Linked DNA regions of Mus musculus: region 2 is linked to region 1. A link is a loop called in an ENCODE intact Hi-C map of the cell type or tissue named here. Cell type or tissue: gastrocnemius. All regions are shown on one strand. Links, peaks and the distances in the headings refer to the core of each region. The heading gives the core; the rest is flanking DNA.

Region 1 (8,673 bases), core at 3,576-6,075:
TGGTGATTCCACTTAATTCCATATGGATATTAGGAAGTTTGTTCAGTGGTAGGTTTCCTTATGGCTTTTCAAAAGGCCTTCAGTGTTAATTGTCCCTCCCCATAGTCCCTCCTTTATCCTGCCCTCCTATCTGTTCTCCATTTAATCTGCCTATTCTCACATTCCCTTTATCTCTTTTTCCCTTGATTAATATCTCTTTTAAAAGTCTATAGTCCACAACCATTACAAATGCCAAATCAAGGAAAAGCAATGTTCAAAATGTTAGGAAACTGTATAGCTATTTTTTAAAGAGCAGACTGTTTTTAATCTAAAAACCTCTACTGTGAGATAAAGACAAATGCTTAGGTACAAAAGGTTTTTTTAATGTGTTTTTAAAGATTTCTACATCTTCAAAAGAAACAAACAAAAGATAAAAAGTGGTTTTTTTTTTTTAGTTTTTTTATTATTAGGTATTCTCTTCATTTACATTTCCAATGCTATCCCAAAAGTCCCCCCAATACCCTCCTCCCCACTCCCCTCCCCCCACTCCCACTTCTTAAAGCAGGAATAAAACCGTTCAATAGAACTGTAAAAACAAAATATTGTTCAGAGACACTCTGCTCATTTCTAATCGAGGCAGAGACAACCAAAGGTCTTGAAAAGTTAAATGTTCTTAGCTTTAAATTTCAAATTTGGTGTCTCTACTGGTCTAGCTTTGAGATACCAAATACTTAATGCAGAGGAGTGAATCTAATGTTTACAGCAGTGGATTCAATGGTGATGATTTCCTTTATTCTCCTTAAGAAAGCACTGACACTCCAGTTCTAATCTGAGACAGAGAGAAGGCTGTACATTTAGCCATTTGTTTGATTTGCCTTTTTAAAGGGGCGAAGGGGAGACACGAGCCTTTTATTGAGCTGGATTTTCCTAGTTAGCAATGGTACCTTCTAAAAGACTAATCTGATTATCATCTAAGAACAAGAAATACATTAAGAAAAGTGAGGGGTCTCTTTCTAAAATAATTTGAGCATTCACAACATATTGAATCAAAGAAGGCAAACCATGATGCTTTAAAACACAGCTATCCATGAAAATGACAGCAAATAACAGTCTGATCATGATGAGAAACAGGAAATTCTCAATTTTGTCCTCACAAGGAAAAAACTACTTAAGGCTTCTCTTAGGGTGCCATTGCTGTGAAGAGACACTATGACCACAGAAACTGTTATATATGACAACATTTAATTGGGGTTTGCTTACAGATTCAGAGGTTCAGTGGATTATCTTTATGGAGCAAAGCATGACAGCACCCAAGCAGGCATGGTGCTGGAGGAGGTAAGAGTTCTATCCCTTGTTTGGAAAGCAACTAGGAGAAGAGCAACTTCCAGGCAGCTAGGAGGAAGGTCTGAAAGACCACCCCCACAGTGACACACCTACTCCAACCAAGTCACGCCTACTCTAACAAGGCCACACCTCCTAATAGTGCCACTCCCTGGGCCAAGCATATTCAAACCACCACAAGGCTAAAGAATAAGTAAAGTTGCCATGTAACTTGAGAATTGACACTTACACCAAATGACACATGGATGCCCTTTACTGAAACTGCATTTTTAACTAGGCTTTGGTTTTGGTTGGCTGGTTGGTTGGTTGGTTGGCTGGTTGCAGGTTCTTTTGTTGTTGTTGTTGGTGGTGGTGGTGGTGGTGGTGGTGGTGGTAGTATTTTTGTTGTGCAGTTCGTAGGTGTAGAGGTGGGGAGGAACTAGTAAGAGATGAAGGAGGGAAAACCGTGACCAGAATATAATGTATAAAAATATTTTTTTATTAAAAAATTGTAAGGTAGGAATGATGATGCTGATCAGTGGGAGAGCACCCACCATGCATGCCTGGCCTGTGTTTGAAACCTAATACTAGAAATAAATTTAAGCCATATGCCCATTAAAGCTATTCTACTTACAGAATACTAGTCATCATGGAGTAAAGTTGTAGATTATTGTTTCATGCATTCTGTTGAAAGTAGAGCCACTTTTATAAAACTAAATACCTCAGCAACTTACAAAAGCATTGAATTTGGCTTATGGTTCCAGAGGGATATGGGGTCACCATGAAGTGGCAACTCGACAACGTCATGCATGGTAGCTAAACCAGGAGGCTCAGAGCTCATATCCTCAACCTGTACCATGAAGCAGAGAATGGGCACTAGGAATGGTGGTGAATATTAGCTGCCAAGCCCACACCCCCAGGGACATATCTCCTCCAGCAGGGCAGCCTTTCCTAAATTGTCCCAAATGATACTACCTCCTGAGAAGGATTGCTTTCTCTGACTTCAAGTCGACATGTTTGCTTTCTATTCCATGAACCAATTCATGATGAAGACAAACTCTGTAGGTGTGGCCTTTTGATGCCTCAACACCTGAGCTACAGGAATGAATGACTATACAAGAAAAGCATTCATGAGTAAAAACTGATTCCTTTACCAATGTTTTGATTTTAATTTAATTGTGATGTCAGTATGTACTTGGGTGTATGTGCATCTGCATGCTGGTTCCCAAGAAGATTAGACTCTTGGATCTCCTTGTGGCAGGAATTACAGGAAGTTGTCAAAAACCTGACCTTGATCCTGGGATGCATCATTGATGGATGAGTCGGTGATAAAGTTTATATTCCTTTTTACTCCCTTCATTTTTTGAAATTACAATATAATTAAAAATTTCCCCTTCCCATTAATTCTAGCAAACCCTCCCATTTGCCCCTCCTTGCTCTCTTTCAAAATTTTGGCTCCCCTTTTTAATAATTATTGCCATCTCTTTATAACACTATATTCTGTTTCCCCTCCCTTGGAAGAGCACCTTCTCTGCTTGGTCCCTTACTAGATACCAAACCTCTGGTGTTATTCAGATTTAAACACACATATATCTAAAGCTTAAAAGCTAAAGTCCACATATAAGAGAAAATATGCACTATTTGTCTCTTTGAATCTGGGTTATCTCACTCAGGACAATTTGCCTACAATTTTTATGACTTGGTTTCTATTAACTGCTGAATTCATTGTGTGAATGTTTACCTTTTCATTATCTTTTCATCAGTTGATGGACATATCAGCAGTTCCCAAATTCTGGCTGTTAAAACTAGAGCAATAATGAACATGGATAAGGAAGTATCTCCATAGTAAGATCCAGAGTCCTTTGGGTATATGCCCAAGAGCAGTACAACTGGATCTTGAGGGAAATTCATCTTCAATTTTTGAGGAACGTCCACATTGATTTCTATAGGGACTATACCAGTTTATCTTTACACCATGTAGTCCTTTAGACTCTCTATTTCTTTCCTTCTTTAAGATCTCTTCCTTCCCTCTTATTGTCTTCTTTCTAGCTTCACAACCTCATATGTATATGATGTATATGCATATATATGTATATGATGTATATGTATGTGAGTCTGTGTGTATGTATGTAAGTATGTTTGTATGTATGTATTAATGCACACATGTATAATTTAAAGCCTATGTTCTTTGTATGGGAAAAAATGTGATGTTTTTGAGCCTGAGTCTTTCTGAGTCTATTATATTCCACTTAGCAATGATTTCCAGCAACATCAGCTGCAAGGGTTGTCAAGCATATAAAGCCCTTCGTATGATACCTAGCCCATAGCAAAAACAAAATCATATTTACTGTTGGCTTTAATTTTATTAGTAATGTGCTAATTTCCTAATTGTGTGATTAAAAAATAAAATTAGTAAATTATCTTAAATTTTTAAGAGTGGAAGCTGGAGAGATGACTTAGATGTTAAGAGCACCAACTGCTCTTCTAGTGGACCCTAATACAATTCCCAGGTCCCTCACGGAGGCTCTCAACTCCAAACATTTGTAACTCCAGCTCCAGGGGATCTGAAACCCTCTTCTTGCTGCCACAGACACCAGGAACGTAACAGGTACACAGACAGGTCTGCAGGCAAAACACCCATACACATAAAATAAAATGATAAATGAATAAACATTTTAATATAGCTCTAATATTTGTCATGTTGTTGACATGTCTTAACGTTTCAACCAAATAAAAATCAATTTAGTCTCAAGGAAAATGGTACACGAAAGAACATATCTAAAACAGATGCAAATCTTTTCATTTGTAAGCAAACAGACTATATTCAGAAGACAAAAACGTGGCAGATTAAAATAATGAAATTTGTTGAGGAGCCATCATTCTTCTAAAAAACTACTTCCCCATCATCCAAGACTGGATTCTCTCTGGTAAATGAGAAAGCCAGCATTCAAAATCATCCATGAAAACACACAAAATACATCACTCTACTCAAATCCGAAGGCTGTCTCTCCATTTAAGAATCGCCATAAACAAGTTTTGCCACCATGTGAAGAGAAGTGTTCCTACATGGTCACTTGACCAGTCTTAACCCTGACTCTGGCGCTTAACCAAAGTCCAGATTGCTAGGTACCTGCAAAGTTTCATTTGCAATTTTGGGGCCACTTAAGGATATGACAAGGAAAACTAGAGAGAAACAGACAAGTCACAGACTCCTTAGCTTCTTATTGTTTCAGGTGTCGCAGAAAATCAGCAAATCCATGATACACCAGGCCCAAAAGCAGTGTGGGTCAGGCAGGCAGCCAGAGACAGACAACTGGACTCAGAGCCAAGGACAGTAACATGTGGGGAGCTAGTCAGGAGCAGAGCCCAGGGCCTCTTAGGAGAAAGTGTGAGCACGTTCAAGAGGAATGGGTGATTCACAGCAAAGCTGGCAAACTGGATGCTCCGTAGAGTCAAGCAGGCCCGGGTACCTCAAAAACCTGAGGATTGTGGGCAGAAACGGTGGGGTGAGAGTAAGGAGAGCGTGGCAGAGTCTGAAAAGGAAAAGTAGAGCAGGAACAAATTACAAATGGAGATGGCAGTTGCATTGCGTCAGAGTCAAGTGGACTTTGGCAGCTGAGGCCGCTGGGGCTTCCAGCTTCAGCTGCTCTCCTTCCCCCTCCTGCCACGTGAACATGGCCTGGGGTCTTACTGCACAGGCAATGGAAACAGCTGGCCCAGGGAATCGCATGGGGTGAGGAACCGAAAACAGTTCCAGCAAAGAACCACTCACTGTGTTTTGCTTATAAAAGAAATTAGAAATGTACTACGGGAAGGATTTGAATATGAATGACTTATTGGGGATATTTAAATACCCACAGGAAAGATTACTCAAGAGCAAGAATGTGCAAACTTAAGAAGATTTAACCGAATCAAGCGAATACTTCAGTAAATGAGCTCAGAAGACATATAGTTAAACATGCGTGACATTTGTGATTCCTACCTTCGTCTAGAAGGCTCCAATCATCCTCCACTCGGTTTTAAAAGGCAGGAGCTGTTTAACAGCCTTTCAGTGTTCCAGGCAGCAAACAGCCTCTGAAGTCTTAATGGCAAAGTTGCTATAAGCCAGGCATACCTGGGCCCAGATGAAAGGCTTCATTTGTTCACCTTCAGCCTTCTGCTGGGTCCCACTCAGAACCGCTGAGCATATTACTGGAAAATTTTAAAACACAGTTGCTGGTGGGAAGAGGTTTCTGAAAACTTACAAAGCACACATTCAACAAGAACGCTCACCTGAAAAAGTCTGGAAAGGCAAAACTGAATCGGGACATTACAGCATCCCTGTTCTTTTTCATAAAGACCAAAGAAAGTTCAAGGGACTCCAAAATGATCTTGAAAAGGGGCAGAAATATGATGGTAAATTAGGTTTCATCTTGAGTGCCAAGTGTAACTGGTTGGTTCTTGGCTTTCCGGGAGCCCTGTTACCTGATCAAATTACTGTGGTGATCTCCATCACAATCTAGGAAGGAAGAAATAACGATATTCACTATTATTTAAAAAGTCGCCCTTGCTTTGCATCTCAGAAAGTCTGGACACAATCCTTTCTATCCTAGAGGTTGCAAACTGGCAGCTTGTAGAAAAATTGCTTTGTTTGGCCTTCATGGTATTTTTAAAAAACTACTTGCCAATATTTGAAAATGGGACATTTCACATTTTTAAAAAGATTTACCATTTCTCCTAAAAATGGAAATTTCTAGCAATCAAGGCCTAGCTTTCCAAATGGCACCCCTCACCTAGAACTGGGCAGTAGCTGCCTCCTTCCAATGTCCTGTCTGCTCTCACATGGCACCTACTCCTACCAACATGGCCACCCAAACATGAGCTGAACAAGGGTGCCCAATGGGCATGCCAAACTGAACTGAGAAATTTCATAATGCCTCCACCAGATCTCATGATCTTACCAGAAGCTCACTGGTTTTTGCTAGGCTAACTGGCCAGAGAGCTCCCATCCTCTACCTGTCTCTCTCCCCCAAAGCTGACATGCAACCATGTCCAGCTTTTAAAGCGGATGCTGGGGATTTGAACTCTAATCTTTATGCTTGTAGAGCAAATATTCTATCTAATTCGTCAAGCCATCTCCCTAGCTCCCCCTTTAAACATTTAAATTCTGTCGCATCCGCTCTCTACCAGCAAGAACCACCAGTTCTTCTTCTTTTTTTTTTATTACGTATTTTCCTCAACTACATTTCCAATGCTAGCCCAAAATTCCCCCATGCCCTCCCCGCCACTCCCCTACCCACCCATTCCCACTTTTTGGCCCTGGCATTCCCCTGTACTGGGGCATATAAAGTTTGCATGTCCAATGGGCCTCTCTTTCCAGTGATGGCCGACTAGGCCATCTTTTGATACATATGCAGCTAGAGTCAAGAGCTCCAGGGTACTGGTTAGTTCATAATGTTGTTGCACCTGCAGGGTTGCAGATCTCTTTAGCTCCTTGGATACTTTCTCTAGCTCCTCCATTGGGGGCCCTGTGATCCATCCAATAGTTGACTGTGAGCATCCACTTATGTGTTTGCTAGGCCCCGGCCTAGTCTCACAAGAGACAGCTATATCAGGGTCCTTTCAGCAAACGCTTGCTAGTGTGTGCAATGGTGTCATCGTTTGGAGGCTAATTATGGGATGAATCCCTGGATATGGCAGTCTCTAGATGCTGAGACAAAAGGATGGACCATCTAGAGACCACCAGTTCTTCTAACAGCAGTTTATTCAGCAAGCTTCAGTCTTCATCTCTTTCCCTCTCTCTCCCTCTTCCCTCTCCCCTCTCCCCTCTCCCCTCTCCCCTCTCCCCTCTCCCCTCTCCCCTCTCCCCTCTCCCTCTGCTTCTCTCTCTTACCCCGGGCCTCTCACTCTTATATACTCTCAGCCCCCCTCCACTCACAGCAGGCCACGTCACCTCACCAGGCACAAGGCTTCAGCCAATCAGGGCGGCAGGGGTGTGTCTCCACCAAATATGGACTTGTTTACACCGCCAGCATCATGGTGCACCTGTGCAGCTCTCATGATGGTCATGGCTTATTTCCAGGTGTATGAGGAAGTCAGGTGCAAGTCATAAGACTTAGCTGCAGTCCCGGGCGCCATCTTGGGACTGCTACCACACCCGCTTCTCACAAAATTCGACCACAGTAATTTTGTGATTTAGCTATATACATAGTTTTACATCTAGCTCTGCTTTTATTTGCAAGAAGTCTGCCTCTCCACAAGGTAAGTCCTTTTATCCTCTTCATATTTTCCAGCGCTATTATAGTCCTTTCCTGTATCCTTTATTCACAGGTTAGTTTTCTTTCTATTGCTGTGACAAAAAATCAAAAGCACCTTGTGGAACAAAGGGTTTATTTCATCTCATAGCTTATAGTCCATCACTGAGGGAAGTCAAGGCAGGAACTCAAGGCAGGAACCTGGAGGCAGGATCTGATGCAGAGGACATAGAGGAGTACTGCTTACTGGCTTGCTCCTTGTGACTTGCACAGTCTGCTTTCTTATAGAACCCAGGAGAATGTGCCCAGGGATGGCACCACCCACAATCGGCCAGGCCCTGCCACTTCAATCACTAATTAAAAATTGTCCCCACAAACTTGCCCACAAGCCAATCTGATAGAGGCATTTTCTTAACTAAGGTTCCCTCTTCCCATATGACTTTAGCTTGGGTCAAATTGACCAACAAATAAACAAACAAAACAAAAAAAAATAATCAGCACAGGTCTCATGAGCCATCATTTCATTGTTTCTCTTTAACTGAATTCCATTTCTCCTTTGATTTTTCTCTCACTAAACCTCATCTCTGTCTCAGTTCAAACACTAAGGATGGTGACATCTGCTGGATACAATCATACACCACATGCTCTTGGGACCAGTCCTGGCACTGAATTCCTAAATATCATCCTTTTATATCCCTCTGATATCAGAATTTTAAAAGTCATAAGTCTCTTCAAGCTATACACACCTACAAACTCTTGATTCCCTTTCAGAGGCCACCTGGAAATCTGCACTCTGAGTAAATCAACATTGCCATATGACATCGTGCTCACCCCATCTCACTCCTCCTCCATCTGCAAACATAAATTTCCACCAGTGTTTATATAGTGCCTTAAAGAGACAAATGAACACAATCCATTCAGGTTTATGTCTCCCACCTGAACGTCCATCACTTTGATATTAGTTCTTTCTTACATCCTAAATTAGTGATTCTCAACCTTCCTAATGCTGTGGCTCTTTAATACCAATACACACATTGTTGGACCCCCCCAGGCATAAAATTATTTCATTGCCACTTCATAACTGTAATTTTGCTACTGTTATGAATCCTAATGTAATTATCTGATTGCAGGTTGAAAACTG
Region 2 (7,388 bases), core at 2,963-5,462, 110 kb before region 1:
ACTCCACAACATACTGAGCACCAGCATCACCCCATTTGATGTTAGTGGGATCTTGCTCCTGGAAGAGGATGATGGGCTTCCCATTGAAGAGAAATTTCCCATTCTCAGCCTTTCTTGCGTGCCCTGACTCACCAGGAATGACGCTGCAACAGGATCCTTCTGCACACGTTTATTGGGAGAGCTTGATTGCAGAGGCGAAGAGCCCCCAAGCCCAGAACTGGTGCTGCTTATATAGGCCTAGGAGAGGCATGTCTCACACCCAGATTGGTTATGCTTGGGTTATGCTTACCACCTCATTTGCATGTCTCACATCTGATTGGTTAACTTGTCTCTCATCTGATTGGTTAACTTGTCTCTCATCTGATTGGTTAACTTGTCTCTCATCTGATTGGTTAACTTGACTCTCATCTGATTGGTTAACTTGTCTCTCATCTGATTGGTTAATTCTCAAAACCTCAGCTTGGCAAAAAAAAAACTTTACTGCCTTTGTATGGTGGTGGCCAGCGGTAACCAGCACCACCCTGCAATGGCACATGTGGCTTCTCACAAGCCTTGACTGTGCCATTGAATTTGCCATGTGTAGAGTCATACTGAAACATGTAGAACATGCAATTGAGGTCAATGAAGGGGTCGTTGATGGCAACAATCTCCACTTTGCTCTGGTAACCAGGCACCAGATATGGCCAAATCAATTCACACCGATCTTCACTATCTTGTCAAAGCTGGCAATGCACAAGATGAGGCTGGCCCTGCAACAGAAAGAAGCATAGAGCCTCTGAGTATCTTTTATCATATATTTATAAATGTAATTTTCAGAACAGTATATTTATAAAATAGATTCTGTGGATGGTAACCAGTGCTTCAGCAAAAGAGAATTGAATTTTTAAAACATTACATTGTATCGCATGTAAAACAATTTTTTTCCTAAAACTTGTTTCTCATAAGTTTGTGAGTAAGGTTTGTCTATCTGTCAGTCTCTGTACATTATTATGTGTCTTATGCCTTATGAAAATGTCCCATGTAGAAGGACGCGTGCTCCACTATGTTCATAGCAGCCTTATTTATAATAGCCAGAGGCTGGAAAGAACCCAGATGCCCCTCAACAGAAGAATGGATACAGAAAATGTGGTACATTTACACAATGGAGTACTACTCAGCTATTAAAAAGAATGAATTTATGAAATTCCTAGGCAAATGGATGGACCTGGAGGGCATCATCCTGAGTAAGGTAACCCAATCACAAAAGAACTCACACAATATGTACTCACTGGTAAGTGGATATTAGTCCAGAAAATTAGAATACCCAAGATATAAGATACAATTTGCAAAACACATGAAACTCAAGAAGAACGAAGACCAAAGTGTGGACACTTTGCCCCTTCTTAGAATTGGGAACAAAACACCCATGGAAGGAGTTACAGAGACAAAGTTTGGAGTTGAGACGAAAGGATGGAGCATCTAGAAACTGCCGTATCCAGGGATCCATCCCATAATCAGCTTCCAAACACTGACACCATTGCATACACTAGCAAGATTTTGCTGAAAGGGCCCAGATATAGCTGTCTCTTGTGAGACTATGCCGGGGCCTAGCAAACACAGAAGTGGATGCTCACAGTCAGCTACTGGATGGATCACAGGGCCCCCAATGGAGGAGCTAGAGAAAGTACCCAAGGAGCTAAAGGGATCTGCAACCCTATAGGTGGAACAACAATATGAACTAACCTGTACCCCCCCGGAGCTCGTGTCTCTAGCTGCATATGTATCAGAAGATGGCCTAGTCAGCCATCAGTGGAAAGAGAGGCCCATTATTGGATTAATCAGTAAAGTGTGAAAATGGAGTTTATTTTCTATGGTAGGAATCAGCAGCAACTGCTTGAAGAATATCTGTTAAAAATCATTGTAAAGGGATGGCAGGTTGTAAAGATGCTTGCCACCAATCCTGATGGCCTAAGTTCCAGTTTCATCTGTAAGACCTAATGGTGGAAATAAATAACCAACACTTAAAAGTTGTTCTTTATCAACAAATGGGACCTCATAAAATTGCAAATCTTCTGTAGGGCAAAAGATACTGTCAATAAGACAAAAAGGTCACCAACAGATTGGGAAAGAATTTTTACCAATCCTAAATCTGATAGGGGACTAATATCCAATATATACAAAGAGCTCAAGAAGCTGGACTCCAGAAATTCAAATAACCTAATTAAAAATGGGGTACAGATCTAAACAAAGAAGTCTCACCTGAGGAATACCAAAGGGCTGAGAAGCACTTGAAAAAAATGTTCAACATCTTTAATCATCAGGGAAATGCAAATCAAAACAACCCTGAGATTCAACCTCACACCAGTCAGAATGGCTAGAATCAAAAATTCAGGTGACAGCAGATGCTGGCAAGGATGTGGAGAAAGAGGAACACTCCCCCATTGCTGGTGGGATTGCAAGCTGGTACAACCACTCTGGAAATCAGTCTGGTGGTTCCTCAGAAAACTGGACATAGTACTACTGGTAGATCCAGCAATACCTCTCCTGGGCATATACCCAGAAGATGTTCCAACTGGTAATAAGGACTCATGCTCCACTATGTTCTTAGCAGCCCTATTTATAATAGCCAGAAGCTGGAAAGAACCCAGATGTCCCTCAACAGAGGAATGGATACAGAAAATGTGGTACATTTACACAATGGAGTACTACTCAGCTATTAAAAACAATGAATTTATGAAATTCTTGGGCAAATGTATGTATCTAGAGGATATCATCCTGAGTGAGGGAACCCAATCACAAAAGAAGTCACTTGATATACACTCACTGAAAAGTGGATATTAGCCCAGAAACCTAGAATACCCAAGATACAACTTCCAAAACAGAAGAAAATCAAGAAGGAAGACCAACTCGTGGATACTTCATTCCTCCCTAGAATAGGCAATAAAATATCCATGGAAGGAGTTGCAGAGACAAAGTTTGGAGCTAAGACAAAAGAATGGACCATCCAGAGACTGCCCCACATGGAGGTCCATCCCATAATCAGCCACCAAACACAGACACTATCGCATACGCCAGCAAGATTTTGCTGAAAGGACCCTGATATAGCTGTCTCTTGTGAGGCTTTGCCAGTGCCTGGCAAATACAGAAGTGGATGCTCACAGGGCCCCCAATGGAGGAGCTAGAGAAAGTACCCAAGAGCTGAAGGGGTCTACAACCCTATAGGTGAAACAACAATATGAACTAATCAGTACCCCCAGAGCTCGTGTCTCTAGCTGCATATGTAGCAGAAGATTGCCTAGTCAGCCATGACTGGGAAGAGAGGTCCCTTGGTCTAGCAAACTGTATATGCCCCAGTACAGGGGAACACCAGGGCCAAGAAGTGGGAGTGGGTGGGTAGTGGAGCAGGGCAGGGGGAGGGTATAGGGGACCTTTGGGATAGCATTTGAAATGTAAATGAAGAAAATATCTAATAAACAACAACAACAAGAAGATCTGGCTGCAGGAAATTTTCTTAATTAGTGATTGATGGGGGAGGACTCAGGCCATTTTGGGTGGTACAATTCCTAGGCAGGTGGTCTTGGGTTCTGTAAAAAAGCAGACTAAACAAGCCTTGGTAAGCCAGACAGTAAGCAACATTCTTCCATGGACTCTGCATCAGCTACTGCCTGCAGGTTTCTGCCCTTTTTGAGTTCCTGTTTTATACAGTGAAAGATCGGGCCAAATTTTAGTCTTCTATATAAGCCTATCATGTTTTACCAGCATCTTTTAAGTCTATCCTTGCTATGTTATATGATTTGACACCTATTAGCTGCAAAGGTACGTGTTCATTACTGCTTTAATCCCAGTTCCCTACTGTGGGGCAGACCTCAATCAATAGAATTTTTGTTTTCTTAGTGTTGACTCTCAGACTTTCTTTGTACACTTTATAGCAGTCCTTTATCAGAAATATCTTTTGCCAGTATTTTCCTTATGCCTGTAGTTTTTTCTCATTGCCTTGCCAGTGTACTCTAGAGGATACTTGTTTTTTTTTTTAAACAAAACCAGGACATATCTATAATTTAAAATATAATAATATAAGAGAATGTGAACACTAAGTAGGGTAGTGGTGGACCATGCCTTTAATCCCAGCACTCAGGTGACAGAGGCAGGTGAAACTTTATGAGTTCTAAGCTGGTCTGGTCGATTGAGTGAGTTCCAGGACAGCCAGAGCCACAGAGAGAAAATTTATATTGGAAAAAATAAAATAAAATAAAATAAAATAAAATAAAATAAAATAAAAGACAAACAAATGCCCTAGAGGAGTTGCTGGTGTGACTGCTGTATCACATGTGTGTCAGTAGGTGGCAGAGGAGAGGTTGTGTCTATGCTCAGTGTTCTGACCTATGAACATCAGAATGAGTGATTAGTAACCTAACATTCCCTGAGTGGTGGGGGCAACGAGCCTGACAAAACCACTGGTCTGGTGCCAGGGGTCCCAAACAGGGAGCTAGCCAGAGATGACTACCAGTCTAGTGCCACACAGACCTGTGGGGACAAACCATGCGCAAGATGACCCCTGCCCAATGTCACAATGCATGAGTGGGTCTTAGTACTCCTGAGACCTCTCTTAAGGTGACCCCAAACACTCAGGGTCCCCTGGCAACAGTAAGAGGAGAAAGGAAGTTGTGGAGAAATTGAAGAAAAAGAGAACCTGAAGGATGTGGAGACAAAAGGAGAGGCAGAACAGGGGACTGGAGGGTAGTGAAGAACACTCTCATGTGAATAGCTAGCAATGCCACTTGGGACCATGGTGGGGTCCTGACCTGTGCTGTCACTGGTGGCCAAGTCTGGGTATATGGTCCTACCACAATAGTGGCCTGTTTCAACCAAAGGCCAGGAGGACATCCCTGGTCTGGGCTGCTGCCCAGTAATATGTTGATATCTGAAGACTGTGGAGAATTGGTCACACCTCTCACCAGGACATCATAAGAGAGCTGTCCCTGGGGGCATGAAAGCATGAGAGTTGACCCTGCCTCTAGCCAGCTGCAAGACTCAGGAGAGTGGCCCAACACATTGTGGGAGTTGTGGGTGAGCTGGCCTTGAGTGTATGAACATGGGAGAGCTGTCCTGTGCAGTGGGATAGATAAGGGAGAAATACTGTCTTTGCCCCCCTTTGCTCCTCACCCCTGGCCCCTTACTACCTGTGTCAGGTGAGAGACTTGGCCCTGGGGTCATGAAAGCAGAGAGCTTTCCTCATCCCTTACCAGTTGTAATACCCAAGAGAGCAGACCCTGCACCATGCCTGGACAGCACGGTCGAGATGACCCTGGTGGTGGGAACAAGCCAGCCCTAAGGATATGAGTGTGGGAGAGTTGGCCCTGCCACTTGTCTGTAGTGCCTTGACATCAGCGAGGAAGGGATTCCCCCCACCCACCCACCCTTTGCCACCTATAGCAGGCAAGGAAAGCTGACCACCAGGTCCTCAGAGCAGGAGAGCTGGCTCCACTCCTCTCTTAAGGCAGCACTCAAAGAAGCAACCCCTGTACCTCTCCTGGGAAGCATATTATATATAGCTTGCCCTGAATGTGGCTGTTTCAGGTGAGCCAAACGTGAGGATGACTCCTCCTCTTGTCTGTTGCTGGTGGCATTGGTGAGGGGAGGTCTTCTCCCCTCCTGTTTGCCCTTGCCAATCACATCCTGAGAGCAGATGTCCCTATCCCTCACCTATTGCAGCACTCAGGAAAGTAGGCCCAGCAATAGACCTGACTATGGTGTGGGTGAGCCAGAATCAAGGGTGTGAGCATGGAAGAACTGCCCCACAACTTGTCTGAGTGCAGCAGTATAGGCAAGAAAGAGAGACCCTCTCCTACCCTTGACCCTCACCACCTGCAGCAGACAGAAGTGTTGTCCTGGGAGCACAAGAGCAGGAGTTCTGGCATCAGCTGCAGCACTTGGAGAAGGAAGGCTTGAACCTCGCATAGGTAGAACAGCAGAACTAGCCCTTGTCATGGGATTGATAAGGGCACAACTGCAGAAGAGCTGACCCTGCCTCTTGTCTGGTCCTCAGAGTAGCAGAAGCCTGATGCTTCACACCAGACCAATGAGTCATTGCAATGAATATTTGCAAGCAAAGAAGTGTGGAGAGAAGTGTATACTGTGGGACACACTGTGACACACTACAGCTTCCACAACAAGATTTTTTTCTCTGTTGTGTGCTCGGGGAGATTGCAAGAATGGAGGGCATGCATGAGGGGAGGTATAGATGCTGGATTGGGATGCTTAATGTGAAAGTCAAAAAGAATCAATAAAAAGCTGAAAAAGTCAATCAATCAATAAAGCATATATGAATAGTGTACATTTGTTGTGTCTATTGAGTTAATGCACAGATAAGGTTAGAGCTATACCCAATTTGTCTTAGTCAAGGTTTCTATTCCTGCACAAACATCATGACCAAGAATCAAATTGTGGAGGAAAGGGTTTATTCAGCTTACATTTCCACAGTGCTGATCATCACTAAAGGGAGTCGGGACTGGAACTCAAGCAGGTCAGGAAGCAGGAGCTGATGCAGAGGCCATGGAGGGATGTTCTTTGCTGGCTTGATTACCCTGGCTTGCTCAACTTGCTGTCTTAGAGAACCCAAGACTACCAGCTCAGAGATGGTACCACTGACTTATGTAGATGAATAATGTATTTTTCAGGGATTTCCAGAGAAAGAAATTTATGAAATGATTAATATACCCCCTGAGAGAGAACAGTGAAAGTGTATTGCTGGATGTGTCAGCTGAAAGCAAACTGCTTCTGGTGAGGCTTACTTACAGTGATAGAGGAAAACATTTACAAAATCGTTAACTTCATACCACACACCAGAGGATGTGCTTAATTTTCTCAAACAATGAGACCACATCTTTTATAGCACCACAATTAGAGTCATCCCGTGGTTAATTTACAATAACTGACTCATATTGTCCAAGATCCATCTGTCTTTGGCACATACACTGAAATAAAAGTTACATTAGAATGTGGCAGGAATCAGCACCCTTGCACATTTCATATTCTTCATGGTGGCAATAATCTCTGCAATCACCATAGGAATTCAGTGGCTCTCATACATAGTCTTTACATCATAACAGCCTTTACTCCATGGATCAGAGAGCCAGTGTGAGAACTCTGCCAGCAGCTGAGTATATCTTCTCTAATGATGCATTCTGAAGCCATAACCACAGCATGAGTTCAGGGACTCACGAGTCCACTGTGAGAACTTGACCTCCATAAACTTGAATTTGGATGGTAGATTACACTGAGACTTAAGGGCTTATGAAATTAGTTTCAGTTCAGAGCCAGCATTCAATAGTTTCCAAAAGGTCTGGTTATTTCCCTTTCCTCGATGCAGTTACCCTGGTAAAAGGCCATAGGTCGCTTTAGAGAAGGCT

The links. Peaks named below come from ENCODE experiments on the same cell type or tissue, not always from the same donor. Only the 100,000 strongest peaks of a DNase experiment are listed, where the experiment ranks them.
Region 2: a loop joins it to region 1, with 2.1 times the contacts of the local background. A loop is called at or near these places in 2 of 42 quality-filtered maps.

What each region holds. Positions count from the first base shown.
Region 1 is chrX:21,389,677-21,398,349 of GRCm38, reverse strand. No RefSeq gene overlaps it. Among named protein-coding and RNA genes, the nearest start is that of Gm6938, 59 kb to the right of the region's middle. In gastrocnemius, for the core only: no CTCF peak of the experiment used is centred there; DNase peaks (open chromatin) are centred at 4,617 and 4,942; H3K27ac peaks cover 315 bases.
Region 2 is chrX:21,497,375-21,504,762 of GRCm38, reverse strand. It overlaps Gm22592 (a small nucleolar RNA gene), which reads left to right and starts at 4,267; the gene lies at 4,267-4,397. It also overlaps the pseudogene Gm9439. In gastrocnemius, for the core only: a CTCF peak has its summit at 4,300 (motif pointing right); a DNase peak (open chromatin) is centred at 4,447.